2 separate regions of the Homo sapiens genome follow, and region 2 is linked to region 1. The links are chromatin loops, found by intact Hi-C in ENCODE. Cell type or tissue: CD4-positive, alpha-beta T cell. All regions are shown on one strand. Links, peaks and the distances in the headings refer to the core of each region. The heading gives the core; the rest is flanking DNA. Region 1 overlaps LOC124902261 (a long non-coding RNA gene). Region 2 has its middle 5.4 kb from the start of PSMD5.

The links. A loop is a pair of places that touch in the nucleus more often than their neighbours do. Peaks named below come from ENCODE experiments on the same cell type or tissue, not always from the same donor. Only the 100,000 strongest peaks of a DNase experiment are listed, where the experiment ranks them.
Region 2: a loop joins it to region 1, with 8 times the contacts of the local background. A loop is called at or near these places in 10 of 110 quality-filtered maps.

Annotation. Positions count from the first base shown.
Region 1 is chr9:121,057,133-121,062,132 of GRCh38, reverse strand. LOC124902261 (a long non-coding RNA gene) reads right to left here. Exons shown (of 3, transcript XR_007061753.1): 3 at 3,129-3,206. It also overlaps a transcript of C5 not described here. Among named protein-coding and RNA genes, the nearest start is that of C5, 9.4 kb to the right of the region's middle. In CD4-positive, alpha-beta T cell, for the core only: CTCF peaks have their summits at 1,686 and 1,889 (motif pointing right); a DNase peak (open chromatin) is centred at 1,902.
Region 2 is chr9:120,843,790-120,852,768 of GRCh38, reverse strand. It overlaps the pseudogene CUTALP. Among named protein-coding and RNA genes, the nearest start is that of PSMD5, 5.4 kb to the right of the region's middle. In CD4-positive, alpha-beta T cell, for the core only: no CTCF peak of the experiment used is centred there; a DNase peak (open chromatin) is centred at 6,038; H3K4me3 peaks cover 979 bases; H3K27ac peaks cover 3,064 bases.

The DNA of each region.
Region 1 (5,000 bases), core at 1-5,000:
CATTGGAACAGGAACTTGTTTTGAGTGCAGAAAGATGGTGAAGGCATGCTAAAAAAGAAAAAAAGAAAAACAACAACAACAAAAAAACAAGGAGCCTTATCATATCCTTTCTTACTCATGGTATTTCCTTGTATTAGGGAACTATTATGTGTACCTTGAATATGATAACATAGAAAGAAAGGGAAAGATAGGATAATTCACAGTTTCTTTTTCTTTCAGGCTTTCCTTGTCCTCAGAAAGCAAAGGTGGAGAGTGTGGGTAGAACATACACATATCAAAAAGTAAAATAAAAACAGCTGAGCTAGTTTTGTGCATAATTTCCACTGTTCTGGGAAGAATGGAATATATATACATGTATGAACTATGACATACAAATGGTGTAATTTTGGCAATTGCACATGCAAGTGAAATGCTGTTATATTTGCAGCTTAAACTGGTACACAATATGAAGATGAATGATAAAAGTCATGCCAATAATTAAAGTTATTAATTTCCCTTTATTTACAATGATGTTAAATAGCAAATCTTAAAAAGCACCATGACAAATTGAGGGAAAGACTACAGATGAAAGGAAAAGGCTTTTTTTTGAGACAGTCTTGCTCTGTAGCCCAGGCTGGAGTGCAGTGGTATGATCTTGGCTCACTGCAGCCTCGACCTCCTGGCTTCAAGCAATTCTCGTGCCTCAGCGCCCCAAGTAGCGGGGTTTCAGGCACATGCCACCACGCCCGGCTAATTTTTGTATTTTTTGTAGGGATGGGTTTTTGCCATGTTGGCCAAGGTAGAGGAAAAGGCTTTATGTTTATATTTTAATACCTTAACAGCATTTTTCCTGCTTTTTTGAATAAGAGATGCCACATTTTTATCTTGCACAAGATCACTCAAATTATGTAAGTGGCCAGAGCTACTTTTTTGTGTGTGTGATTCTGGGCTTTTATTATTATTTTTGAGACAGAGTCTCGCTGTGTCACCCAGGCTGGAGTGCAGTGGCACGATCTCCGCTCACTACAACCTCCATGTCCTGGGCTCAAGTGATTCTCCTGCCTCAGCCTCCTGAGTAGCTAGGATTACAGGCGCCCACCACCACACCCAGCTAATTTTTGTATTTTTAGTAGAGACAAGGTTTTACCGTGTTGGCCAGGCTGGTGTCGAACTCCTGACCTCAGGTGATCTGCCTGCCTCGACATCCCAAAGTGCTGGGATTACAGGTGTGAGCCACTTCGCCCGACCTGATTCTGGGATTTTTAAATGAAGCAATACAGACCTTCTGATTATCAGATTCTTTGTCTGTAAAATGAGTATAATGCTGAATCATTCCAACCAACATCAAGTGACTTCTGCTGCTGGGCAATTATTTTATTAATTTAATATTTTCTATATAACTTTTATGAAGAGATCCAGAAAGCATTCTAGGGGTCTCAGGATAAATAGGGGGAAATAAAATTACTTAGAGTCAGCTGGGTGGGGTGGGGAGGGATAGACTAAGTGTTTTGAGAGATTTGGCAGTTATTTTGGAAGGAAAAAAAAATTCAAAGATTTTGTGATACCTGGTTTTTTTTCTTGTAAAAAACAGAGACTTTAGCATGTCTTCTTTTAAAAATAATTGAAGCAGAAAGAAAAGAGTTGGAAAAGCAAGAAACAGTAATCCTAGAAAGAGTAATCATAAGAACTCCATAAATGTTTATGTGATTTTCAGTGCTAAGAAAGATCGCATTTCAGCATTCTTAAGAAGAAGGCAAAGCAGCTGTTATCTCAAGGAAGCAAAGAAGCTGGTTCTCAGAAGAGTTATTAATGTAAGATGAGAAGCCAGAGTTTACCATGAAAAGCTGTCGCACCTAAGCATTGACTTAATCAGCACGAATTATTCCAGCTTTCTTTGGGAAGCTATTAAGTTAATACCAGCAGGTGGCGCTTTCAAAGTAGGCTCCTGAAGCTGCTGCTCTTCAGGAACTTAAAGTACACTTGCTAATTATAAGCATTGATGACCGAGGAGCAAGGACCTATTTGGGTGGTGGTAGTGAATGTAAGGAGCTTTGATGAAAGTTATATTTTTAGAAAAACAGCTAATCTAGTGTAAAATTACTATTGCTATGTAATAAATTCCCCCAAACTTAATGACGTAAGATAACAACACACCTTAATTATCTGCCCAGTTCCTATGGGCAGGAATTCAGGAATGGCTTAGCTAGGTAATTCTGGGTTAGGTTCTCTTATGAGGTTGCAGTCAAGATGACAGCTGGGCTGCAGCCACCTAAAGGCATGACTAGGGCTGGAGGATTCACTTCACATGGCTCTGGGCGGGAGGCCGTGGTTCCTTTCTACGTGGGCTTCTCCATAGGCTTCCTGAGTGTGCTCACTACATGGGGGCTTCCCCTAGAACAGGCCGTTCAAGAGAGAAAAAGGCAGAAACAGCAATGTCTTGTATGACCTAACCTCAGAAGTCACACATCTTCACTTTTGCTGTATTCTATTGGTCAGATGAATCGGTGTGATACAGTGTGGGAAGGGACCACACAGAGGCATGAATACGAGGGAGGTAAGGACCACTGGGAGCCATCTTGGAGTCTGGCTACCACATTTAGCCACTGGATGAGTAACAGGTATTAGAATTAGATGAAGGAACTTATGCTGAACAAAAAGCAACATTGTCTGAAAAAGCGTGGCTCAGTGGAACCAAAGAAGGTGGTTAATGAGCTGAGCTTGATTCATTAGAAGGTCTAGGGTACAGAAAGAACAGATTCAGGTGAGGTTATAAAACTGTGAGAGATAAAGGGAGAGTGAGCATCTCCTCCTTGTATGTTGTTTCCTTTTGATTCCTCTAAGGAAAATATGCTTAACTAAATTCCATTATTAACACTGGATTTTCTCTTAGCCTTATTATTTTCCACTTCCTCCCTACTTCCTTATCTGAAATCCTATCCTATTCCATTATTATTTAGGATGTGAAGTGGCCTTTTGGGACATGCTATTCCAACCCACTGCTTTGGTGACTTTCAAGCATAGTTTAAGCAATGGCTTCCTTCTCTATTTTTCCCAGTTACCATTCAATCTTCAAATACAAATTTATCCACGGTGGATTTGAACCACTGTATTTCCCAGAATGTGGCTTATCCAGTTATTCTCTGACTCTTTCCACCTCTCACCTTTTCAGTTTGTCTTCCCAATCTGCCATCTGCCTGGTGGTCATTTCAGCCAGTCTTGCTCCAGCTCTATTGAGGAAGGGAGAACCAGACATAAGCCAGACTAGGTATTCAATTATGTCACATTTATTCCCACCTTGTGCATTTGAACCTTTGCCTAGAATACACAATAGTATATAATAAGAATCAAAATGTGTGGACTGGGATATAAATTATTTAAGAGTTTATAAAATACAGAATTAGTTACAGACAAAAAAGGCCGGGCATGGTGGCTCACGCCTGTAATCCCAGCACTTTGGGAAGCCGAGGTGGGTAGATCACTTGAGGTCCAGAGTTGGAGGCCAGCCTGGCCAATATGGTGAAACCCCATCTCTACTAAAAATACAAAAATTAGCCAGGCATGGTGGCTCACCCCTGTAGTCCCAGCTACTTGGGAGGCTGAGGCATGAGAATCACTTGAACCAAGGAGGCAGAGGTTGCAGTGAACTGAGATTGCACTACTGCACTCCAGCCTGTGTGACAGAGTGAGAATCCATCTAAAAAAAAAATTTTATATATACATATATATACACACATATATCTGGAGAAGGTGTCAAAGAGAAGGTAAGACTTCAGCATGGTTTCGTATCTTTCCTGGCTTTTTTCTATGGATCCCAAACAATCAAATCGAAATTTCTGCAAATTATTAGATGTGTTCCCTGAAGCACTACATTTTTCTGAGCCTTAGTTTACTCATTGGTAACCAGAGGGTAATAACACCCTTCTGCATGGTTGTCAAGATAAGAGATAATTTAGCAAGTTAATTATCACAATAACTGATAAATGTTGGAAGCTAATAATGGGTAGCTATTGTGTTGTCACCATTTGGATAAGCTCCTTAAAGGCTGAGAATACATCCTGTATGTCTGAGTCTCATAAAATCTCGTTTAAATGCAGTGGAGTTTACAGGTCTTATTGAGACGTGATTAACATTTATGGCATTTCCTCTTAATTGCTAGACTGATTACTGAGAAGCGAGAAGAATGCTTCAAACAACACCGGATTTAAAGTCTGAGAAGGATATTTTGGAGCAAAGAACTTCTACAACTTATGAGATAAAGAAGTAGGTTACACGGAATCTACTAAAGGCAATCAATGCCATAACAAGAGACAAAACTGTTTAGAGTGCCTTCTAAAAAGGATTCTAGTCCATTTACACTCATTTACTTGTTATTATTAATCAGTAAGGACTTAGTATTGACATTTTGTTACTCGTTTTCTGCTTGTTTTGTTGGTCCTCTCTTCCTTTCTTCCTTCCCATCTTCCTTTGTGTAAAAGTGATTTTCTCTAGTAGTATGTTTTAATTCCTTGCTTTTTATTTTTTGTGTAGCAATTATAGGTTTTTGGTTTGTAGTTATCATGAGGCTTGCAAATAACATCTCATAAACAATTATTTTAGACTTATAACAACTTAACTATTATCAGAAAGAAAAGTTTTTAAAAACAAGCAGAGAAAGCCAAACAAACATCTACACTTTTTCCTGCATTTTGACTTTTTGTTTTATCTATTTGTATCTTTTTACATGGTCTGTCTCTTAAAAAATAATTGTAGTTACTATTTTTGATAGGTTTATCATTTAGTCATTCTATTAAGTATATGAGTGGTTTACATACTGCAATTACAGTGTTACATTATTCTGTATTTCTCTGTGTAATTATTTTTACCAGCGAGTTTTATACTTTTAGATTATTTCTTCTTGCTCATTAATAGCCTTTTCTTTCAGATTGAAAAAACTTCCTTTAGCATTTCCTATAAGATAGGTCTAATGTTGATAATATTCCCCAGCTTTTGTTTGTCTAAGTGTTTCTCCATGTCTGAAAAAT
Region 2 (8,979 bases), core at 3,673-8,672, 210 kb after region 1:
GCATGAACATAGCAATAACATCACACAGTATAGTGCAGCCATCCATTTCCCAGCGTGGGAGAGGAGATGGAGGGGATGATGACGGAAAAGGTGAGCTGAAGCAAGGTTATAAAAACCAGAGCTAGAAATTGGACTTTATCCTGGAAGCAATACAGGCAGTCCATCTTGGGTCCCCAGTACATTTTAGGTAGGGTTTACTTTACACAGATTTGCATATATATCAGAACATGATCTGTTGTAAAAAGCAGGGACATCACCATTATCATTCTCTTTGTTCTTCTGAGTCAGTCCCTCAAAATCTCCATTGGAATCCTCTGGAATTTTCCGAAGGCCCCAGCCTAAAGTCCCTACAAGATCTTTGCAAAGGACTCTCAGAGATCCTCTTCCATTTGGTATTTGGGAGCACAAAGATCCAAGTAGTACAGTAGTTATCAGCACTACAGCCTGCACTACCCACTTTCTGGATCTCTGTGCAGTTCAGTTCCCTGAATAATCTATAAAATGAAAACAGGCTCAGAGGAGTGGTTTACAAACCTTTAACAAAGAAAGCTTTTTAAAAATCCCCATGCAGGCAGTCTCCAAGGCACCTATTGTCAACCCCTGGGGCTCTGTGAAGCAAACCTGAAAGACACGGGTCTGTCCGATTCCCGGGGCTGTTTCTGTGCTCAAGTGAAAAGATTAGTTGGGTGGGCTCAGAATCTACATCTTCATGGACAAAGCACCAGAATGATCTGATGTCTGTCATTCAGGCTAGGGAAGAGCCAAGACTTACTCCCAACCCATGAGGCTGTGCCAAAGTCCTAATATTCCCTGAGTCATACACAGGCTCATGGAGCCCATTCCTAGTCCCACCTCCTCAGAATTCAGGACCAACAAAATCCTCTTTAGCAAGGAGAAATAATCCTGCTGATCCACGAAATGCCACAATTAGCAATTTATCCTTTTGCTAAAGCACTTGCGAGTCCCCATAGGAGGAGGCATTCATCCCACACTCTTCCAGGTAAACAAGGTCATGAGGGCCACTCCTCCCCATGAGAAGCAGCAGAGCAATTACATCCTAGGCACCTGAGGCAGGCCTACTGACTCAAGAAGATGGCAAGTCTCATCTTCACTGCTTCTTCCCCTCAGTCTGTACATATAACCATCCTCATGCCCTTGTGCCTGCTTAGCCCCCTTAACCATGAAGCACTCAGAGACAAGTTACACTGTGTTCTTGCTTGGCCTGACTGGCCCAGCCTTTTCTTCCAGCTTTAGGAGCCTCAGACCTTCAGCCTCTACAGGCCATTTAGCTCCTCTGTGCTGACAGGAACATGAAATCCAGAGATGCTGGGAGGTAGAAGGCAGCCTCCTCTTCCCCAGAGTGCAGCTGATGGAGGCTGGAGGCAGCCGCTGGAGGTAGCCAGCAGCATGCACAAAAAGCTTTCCCCACTCAGTCCTCTTCCATGCCTTCCTGAAGCCACTTTAAATACTGCACATCTCCTTAATCCACAGGGAGACTGAAGATCTCTGGGATTTCAAAAGGATGTACAGCCTTTGGAGAGAAAGCAAAGCCCTATAAGTGACTATGATTAGAATCAACTCGTGATAAAACCCAACTGGCCAGCCTCAAGGGAGGCCCTCTGCAACCTGCCGCACCCCACCTGTCCAGGCCCACGGCCTGTCACTCCCTAGCCTATGTTTCCCATCTGTCAATAAGTGGCCAGTTAGGCCAGATAGCTTTAGAGTCTCACAGACATGGGTTCAAATTCTAACTTTGCCCCTACTAGCTGTCTGACTATGGACAAGTCACTTAGTTTTCTTTAAATGCTCCTATTTTTAAAAAAAAAAAAAAGGCCCTACATGACTGGACTGCTGAGGATTAATTAACACAAGGTATACAAAGCACTTACCCAGTATACCAGCTGGCACTGTATGCATTCATTACATGTGAGCTACTCTTTTTATTATTATCCTATACACATCACTTCCCAAAACAATCCCCCCTCCCCCAGTATCTCTGTATTCTTTTGCCCACCTAGATTCCACCTGCTCCTGCTGATCAATCAAAAGCCTATTCTTGCTTAAAAAAAAAAAAACTTCTCTGTCCCTCAAGGTCCAATTCAACCACTGACCTTTCCCAAGGGATCTTCCCTGACAAACAAGGTCTACAGGAATCTATCTTCCTCTCCTGTGTCTTTCGCCTGGCCCTTGTCACACAGTGCAAGTTCTCTTCACTTTCTAGACTGAAGGAACATGAGGACTTGGGCCTCAGTGTCCCATCTGTCAAATGAGGATTATAATCCTCTGCCTCCTTTCTGCTGAATGAGGTGTTTTAAAGTTCCCGTAACATGCTTAATAAATCACAGCATATGTATACATTCACATGTTGCTTCAAATGTATGCTTAAATATTCTGTACGTTGGGTGCCTGAGGATAATGAATTTTGTTAACTTATGTGTTTTTATAAGCAGACATACAGAATTCAAAGACATTTTTAACACATTAGGAATAAGAGCTGAGACTGATAAAGCATTTCATGTACAGGTTTCACATATTAATTTCCATATGCATAACAACCCATTAGTATAATCCCAATTTTACAGAAGGGGCAACTGAGGCACATAAAATATTCATATTTTCCAAGCACTATGGAACAGTGGCAGGTGGGGAGCCAGGTTTCAAGGTAGGAGGTCCAACTCTCTTAACCCTGAAGCTGTCCCTCACCAGTTAAATTTTAATTTCTCCACAGTACTGGCTCTACCAATGGTTCCTTACTCTCTCACCTCTGCTGAGGTGGTATCATGAGGGCCTCCTCTAGAGCTAGTTTGAGACCCAGGGGAACGGTGTATTCACAGAATCTTAGTTCCCTAAGGAGTAAAGAAAAGGTTTCATCATCCATATAGGTGGTTTGCATCTCTGGCCCTACGTTAGAGTCAACCTCAGAAGGTTCAGGTGACCACGTTAGAGTCATCTAAAAAGAAAGGTGCTTTTTAGTACCACTATACTTGATCCCCGCCCTGGCCAAATTAAGTCGAAATCTGTGAGGTGGGGCCTAAATTGGTAGTTTGAAAAATGTTTCCAAGTGATGCTAATACATAGCAGCCAGCGGTGAGAAACACTGGTTTAGACCAGTGCTTCTCAAGATTTAATGTGCACAGAAATCCCCTGGGGGTCTTGTTAAACTATAATTTGATTCGGTAGGTCTGGGGTGAGCAGGAGATTCTACAGTTCTTGAAAGCTCCCAGGTGATGCCAATTCCAAAAATTCCACTTCTGAATGATAAAGGTTTATACTAGAGGTTCTCAAAGTGAAGGTCCACTGACCCATGGGGATCTCCAGGACTCTAGGGGGTCCATGGGGTCAAAACTACTTTCATAACAATATTATTTTATTATTTATCCTTTTACTATGTTGACATTTGCACTAATGGTTAAAAAAAAAAAAAAGAAAAGAAAAGAAAAAACAAACAACAGGCTGGGTGTGGTGGCTCATGCCTATATCCCAGCACTGTAGGAGGGCGAGGCAGGTGGATCACTTGAGTCCAGGAGTTGAAGACCAGCCTGGCCAACATAGCAAAACTCTGTCTCTACCAAAAAATAAAGACAAAAAAAATAATAAGCCGGGCATGGTGGCGGGCACCTGTAATCCCAACTACTTGGGAGGCTGAAACAGGAGAATCGCTTTAACCCGGGACACAGAGGCTGTAGTGAGCTGAGATCATGCCGCTGCATTCCAGCCTGGACAACAGAGTGAGACTCCGTCTCAAAAAAAAAAGAAAAAAAAAAAGACTCCCTACACTCACATCCTCACTAACAGGATGTTAGTGGCTTCTATTTTTCCCTCCCAAAAGTACCTGGAGAAGGGAACAAAACCAAATTATGATGCTCCTAAGAGGAGCTCAGTGAAGTGTCAAACCTGGCCCACCTAAGTGACCTACTGAGGAGAAAACTTTAAAATCTTTCCAAGCCTATATAAACAAGTCTAGAGTTGACCAAGGCCTCACATGTCATCTGGTCCAACGATTCCAATGCATGCATCTGGCATTTGCCTGAACATTCCTGGAGGTGGGAGGTTCATCATCTCTTGATGAAGTCCATCTAACTTAAAGGTTTTCACAAGATGCTTTTTCTTATAGTGTGCCAACATCTGCCACCTAGCTTTTTCCCCAACTGGCCTCATCAAGAACCACCCCAGGACAGCCCTGCAGAAACTCCTATGTCTTCTCTGCTTGAGCTCTTCCAGTGCTCATCCTACACACTAGTGCTATTTTGATCACTGACTTTCCAAGGAGAGTGCCCATAAATGAATAACTAAAAACACGGAAGACTGCAGGGAAGAAGTAAGCCTTATAGTTATGGAAACTTTTAGATGCTGAAAACAAAGTCAGAAATGATGATCAGAAGACAGTATAAGAACACCATCAGGGGAAAGGAAAGACATTTACCCTGAGAAGATCAACAAGGGCAAATCTAAGATGACCAAGGCCACTGGCCCTTCCTGTGTCACAGGACTGTGGCAAAATAATACATCACGAGAAAGGATGGGCATATAAAGGAAATAGTAGGATGAAATTCTATTCAATTTCCCAACACTGGTTCCCAGACTGGCTAAATGTGACTTATCTATACAAGTCTTTAAAAATTCAGAGACCTGGGCCCCATCCTCAGGGCGACTAATTGAATAGATTGAGGCTGGAGTTCAGGGATAGACCGCATGGCCAAATTTGGGAACTATGACTACAGATGGTGTGAGCCACTGAGGAAATAACATCACTGGGGAGAAAAAGGTAGCTTTCATTATATAGCTTATATGACCTTGAGAATGTATATTATGTCTCTCTCTTTTGAGGGTGTAAGGGAGAGAGGGAAGGAAATGAGAAACATGATCATCAGGGAAAGGAAGACGTACGACAAATCCTGCACAGCTAGTGCCAGGATGCTAAAGTATTGTGATGAGGGAAATGGTGCAGACCAGGCTTCTAAAGTGAAGTTGTTAATGAAATGAAAGGTAGACAATACGCAGAAGCAGCCTGTCATATATGCTAAACTGTCTGTTTTCTGGAGAATCCAAAAGCATTGGAAACTGTTTTCTCTGATATCCCTAGTTGGTTTACTCAAGGATAAAATGCCCAGACTTCCTTCCTAACAGCAGGCTAATTGATTTAACCAAAGAATGTGCAAACAAGATATACTGTTCCTAAATTATGCAGTTTTTCCTTCCTTCTCTATACAGTCTATTTTTGCTTTTGTTGGACAACATCCCACTGATCGATCGATCTCTGAATAAAAACACTGAAATGGACTGTTGATTATCTAAATGCCTTTGAGTTATTCTGACAATTCCTTTAATTCAGTGTTCTTTACACCAGCCAGGACCTGACCCTAGCACTCCCCACACTCCCCCCACTCCCCCTCCAATGGCAACAGCAAAACTCACAGTGAAGATGCCTTGAGTAGGATGTTCACAGAGGCAGCCAGCTCCTTATCCAGCATGGCCCTGAAGCAAAGGCACAGGGTGGCAGTTACTGGAGCAAGTCCTGGGGTCTCAAGAAAGGGGAAGGGGATGGGGTTCCAGGGACTTACCCAGGAAACCTGACTCTAAGTAGACAGGCTTTTAGCATTCCCTCCCCTTACATCCTCCCTGCTCAAACCAGCACATTCCATAACTATCAGGCACAAAACCTCTGAAGATAAGCTGTTTGTAAGTCCTTCTCTGGGTGAGGAGAGAAGCAGGGAAGCACCTATGGGAAGGCAGTTTGAATAACAGGCCCAGTCTGCTTAGAGAATGGGAGTTAACACTGAACCAAAAATAAGAAGACCTAGGTTCCATTCCCCGTCCTGCAGTAACATGGCTGTGTGATCTTAAGTTCCTTCTTTCATTCTAGTAAGAAGTATTCAAGCACCTACTCTGAGATAGGCCCTTTCCCACCTCTCAACTTGAATCTCCTATTGGTACAAGAGGATTGGTTTAGCTGGTGGTTTCCAACCTTTTTCACTACCGAGAACTTCTTTTATTATGCCACCTTCTGCTGTTAACTCTCAGAGATGCATCTGGTTGATGGGTGCTTTGATTTGTAGATACCCATGTGACCGCACAGAGCTGATACAACTCCAAAGCAAAAGCAAAAAAAGAATCATATCCTGTGTTCATTTTGGCAAATACAAGCTCTTTTCACTTGTTATTAAAGGTTTCTACCACAGCCCTAACAGCATAGTCATCTCCTTTACAGACCTCTAAGATTTTTTGACTGACTCCAGGCTGAAATGCCTTGTCAGATGTTGTTTGTGTGTGTGTTTTAGAGACAGAGTCTTGCTCTGTCACCCAGGCTGGAGTGCAGAGGCACAATCTTAGCTCACTACAGCCTCGAACTCCTGGGCTCATGCAATCCTCCCACTTTAGTGTCCCAAGTAGCTAGGACTACAAGCATGCACCACCATGCCTGGCTAACCTAAAAAAAATTTTTTTTTACAGATGGGGTCTCATTTTCTGGCCCAGGCTGGTCCCAAACTCCTGGCCTCAAGTGATCCCCCTAACTCAGCGTCCCAAAGTGCTGGGATTACAAGTATGAGCCACTGCGCCTGGCCCAGATCACCTTTAATATTATACTGGATTTCAATCTCAGTCTGATTGCTGTGCATAGAATTGGTGAACACAATAAATTGTGTCTGAACTAGTACACGTGTCATAGAAATAGGAGCACCATCAGTGCAAGGAAGAAGTGTTCCCAACCATCCAAACTGCAAGCCCTCAGAGTGTAGCAGGCCCTGACAAATCTTCCTCAGATCTCTGACAGCCAAAGGTCTCCATTCCATGAAGTGCTTGGACCCTGCCAAACAAACCTTATCTGAGCCCTGCTCCCTGCTCTCTCCTTCCCTCAGCTGCTGCCAAGAGAATTGACCTACTCTGTCTTCCCTCAGGTTGAACACTGCTGAATTTAAGGGCTCCATACTAATGTGACATTACCGCCACCATCATCGTTCCTTTGGAAAGTTCCAAGAGGTAAATAAGTTCCTGACTGTGAAGAGTGACACATGGCATGAATCTGCTTTTGCAATTGCTGCCAGTCTTACTCAGTCACCCACTGAGAAATTATATTTTAGTGGTTCTGGAGGTGGCATGCAAACACAGGCAGAGTTACACCTCTAGAAAAAAGAATCCCATTGTCTCACAGGCCTTTCCCAGTCTCTTTGAGAGTGTAGACTCCTTGGGGACTGATCACAGCAACCTGAAAGATTACAGAACTGTTGAGCATTTGGTTATTCAAAAAGCCCATAGGGCTATAGAGTTGACTGAATGTAATTTTAAATCACACACACACACACACAAAACCAGCAGTGAGTCATCCATGGGGTGCCCAGGTTCTAGGAAAGCAGAAGACAGATGTGTAGAGCTACTAGGATCTCTAAAAACTGCAGCCATCACAGAATACTGGCTCACAAACCAGATGCATAGATCAGCTCTCACAGCATTTTTTTTAAATTCTTGATTTTGTTAACAAAATTTCCTTTTTTTTTTTAGTCAGAAAAAAAAAATTTCTTTTTTTGTCTCTCTGTCAACCAGGCTCCCCTCAGACTCAGATTCTGTATCCATCACCTTCACCTAAATGACATCCTCTTCTTCATGTCTTCCTTCTCTTTCTTCAAGTCCTTTGCTTTATTTTGAAGGTTCTTTTGCATCTCTTCATAGGTATAAGCAATTTATTGAAACCTTTTTTAAAAGTCAGGCTTCAATCCAGGAAAGGATCCATATGAATTGTAGCATCAGACAGCATTCAATTTCCTCTGCAAAGACTTCTTCCTATGGAAATAGACTCTCAGTGATGACCAAAGACAGAAACTTGAGTAGCTCATTAATTTCACTTTCCCTAATATCAATAAATCTTAAACCCACCTGTTTTGCAGACACTAAGATTTTTTTTAACTTCTTCATTAGCTCTAGGGAAATATGCATCATTCACACATCCTCCCACAGTTTCCAGCAAGCTTAAGAGTGGCTGATTTTATATCACCCATCACCTCTTTTATCACTACCAAAGCATCGGCAATATTGTACTGTTGCCATGCTTCTTTCAGAGTAAGGTGAGGGTTTTTTCAATACAGTCAGCAAAGTGGTCAAACATATGCTTGATTATGTTCAAATGCTTCAGTTATACCCTGACCCAAGGGCTGAAGAAAGCTAGGGCCTTCCTGAGGGAGAAACACAGTATCAACATTAGAATGAACAAAGAATAATGAATCTGGGTGATTGGGACCTCTGTCCACAGTTAGCAACATTCTGATTTCCAGATTTTTTTTGTTAAATGACTTCGGATTTGATGGATAAAAAAATTGTAAAACTAATCCAAAAAGTGGCAGTGGTGATTCTGGGTGTGATTACAAGAAAACAGGAAGGCGTTTATCTCTAAAAGACAAGTGGGGTGTTAGAGTCTTTGTAAAGCAGCAGTGGTTTTATCATTTTGTCACCTGAGGCACTGCCACAAAAAAATGAGGGAAATCCTGTCCTTAGCTTCCTCTAAGCTTTCCAGATTTTTGTCTTTTGCCCCAAAAGTAGGAAGGCATGCACTGCAAAAGATGGGTCATCTCCTTGGCGTTGAAGACCTGTTGAGGCACAAAGCCTCTCTCCAGTTGCTTGGAATACTCGATACCCACTCAGGATTTAAGGGTCCTTCCTCCCCATCAACTTCGTATGTTGCAAAACAGCAGCGATTTTTAAAGTTCTCAAACCATCCCTTGCTCGCATGATACTTATTTGGGTTGTCCTCCCCAGATGTTTCCCATTGGTTCCCTGTAGATGTATTTGGCCTGGTTGCAGAGGGCCTTCCGGGTCAGATGCCGCCCTCTGTCATCTGGCCTTCCACCTAAAAGGTTAACTGGGTCTCCACCTTCACGATGTTTACATTACAGGGGAATACACAGCAGCTTAGAGCAGATGGGCGACCAACTCTCCACGCTGGTCTTTCTTGGTTTCCTGAGGGTAGTGGAGGACAAGAGGGGAAAGCAG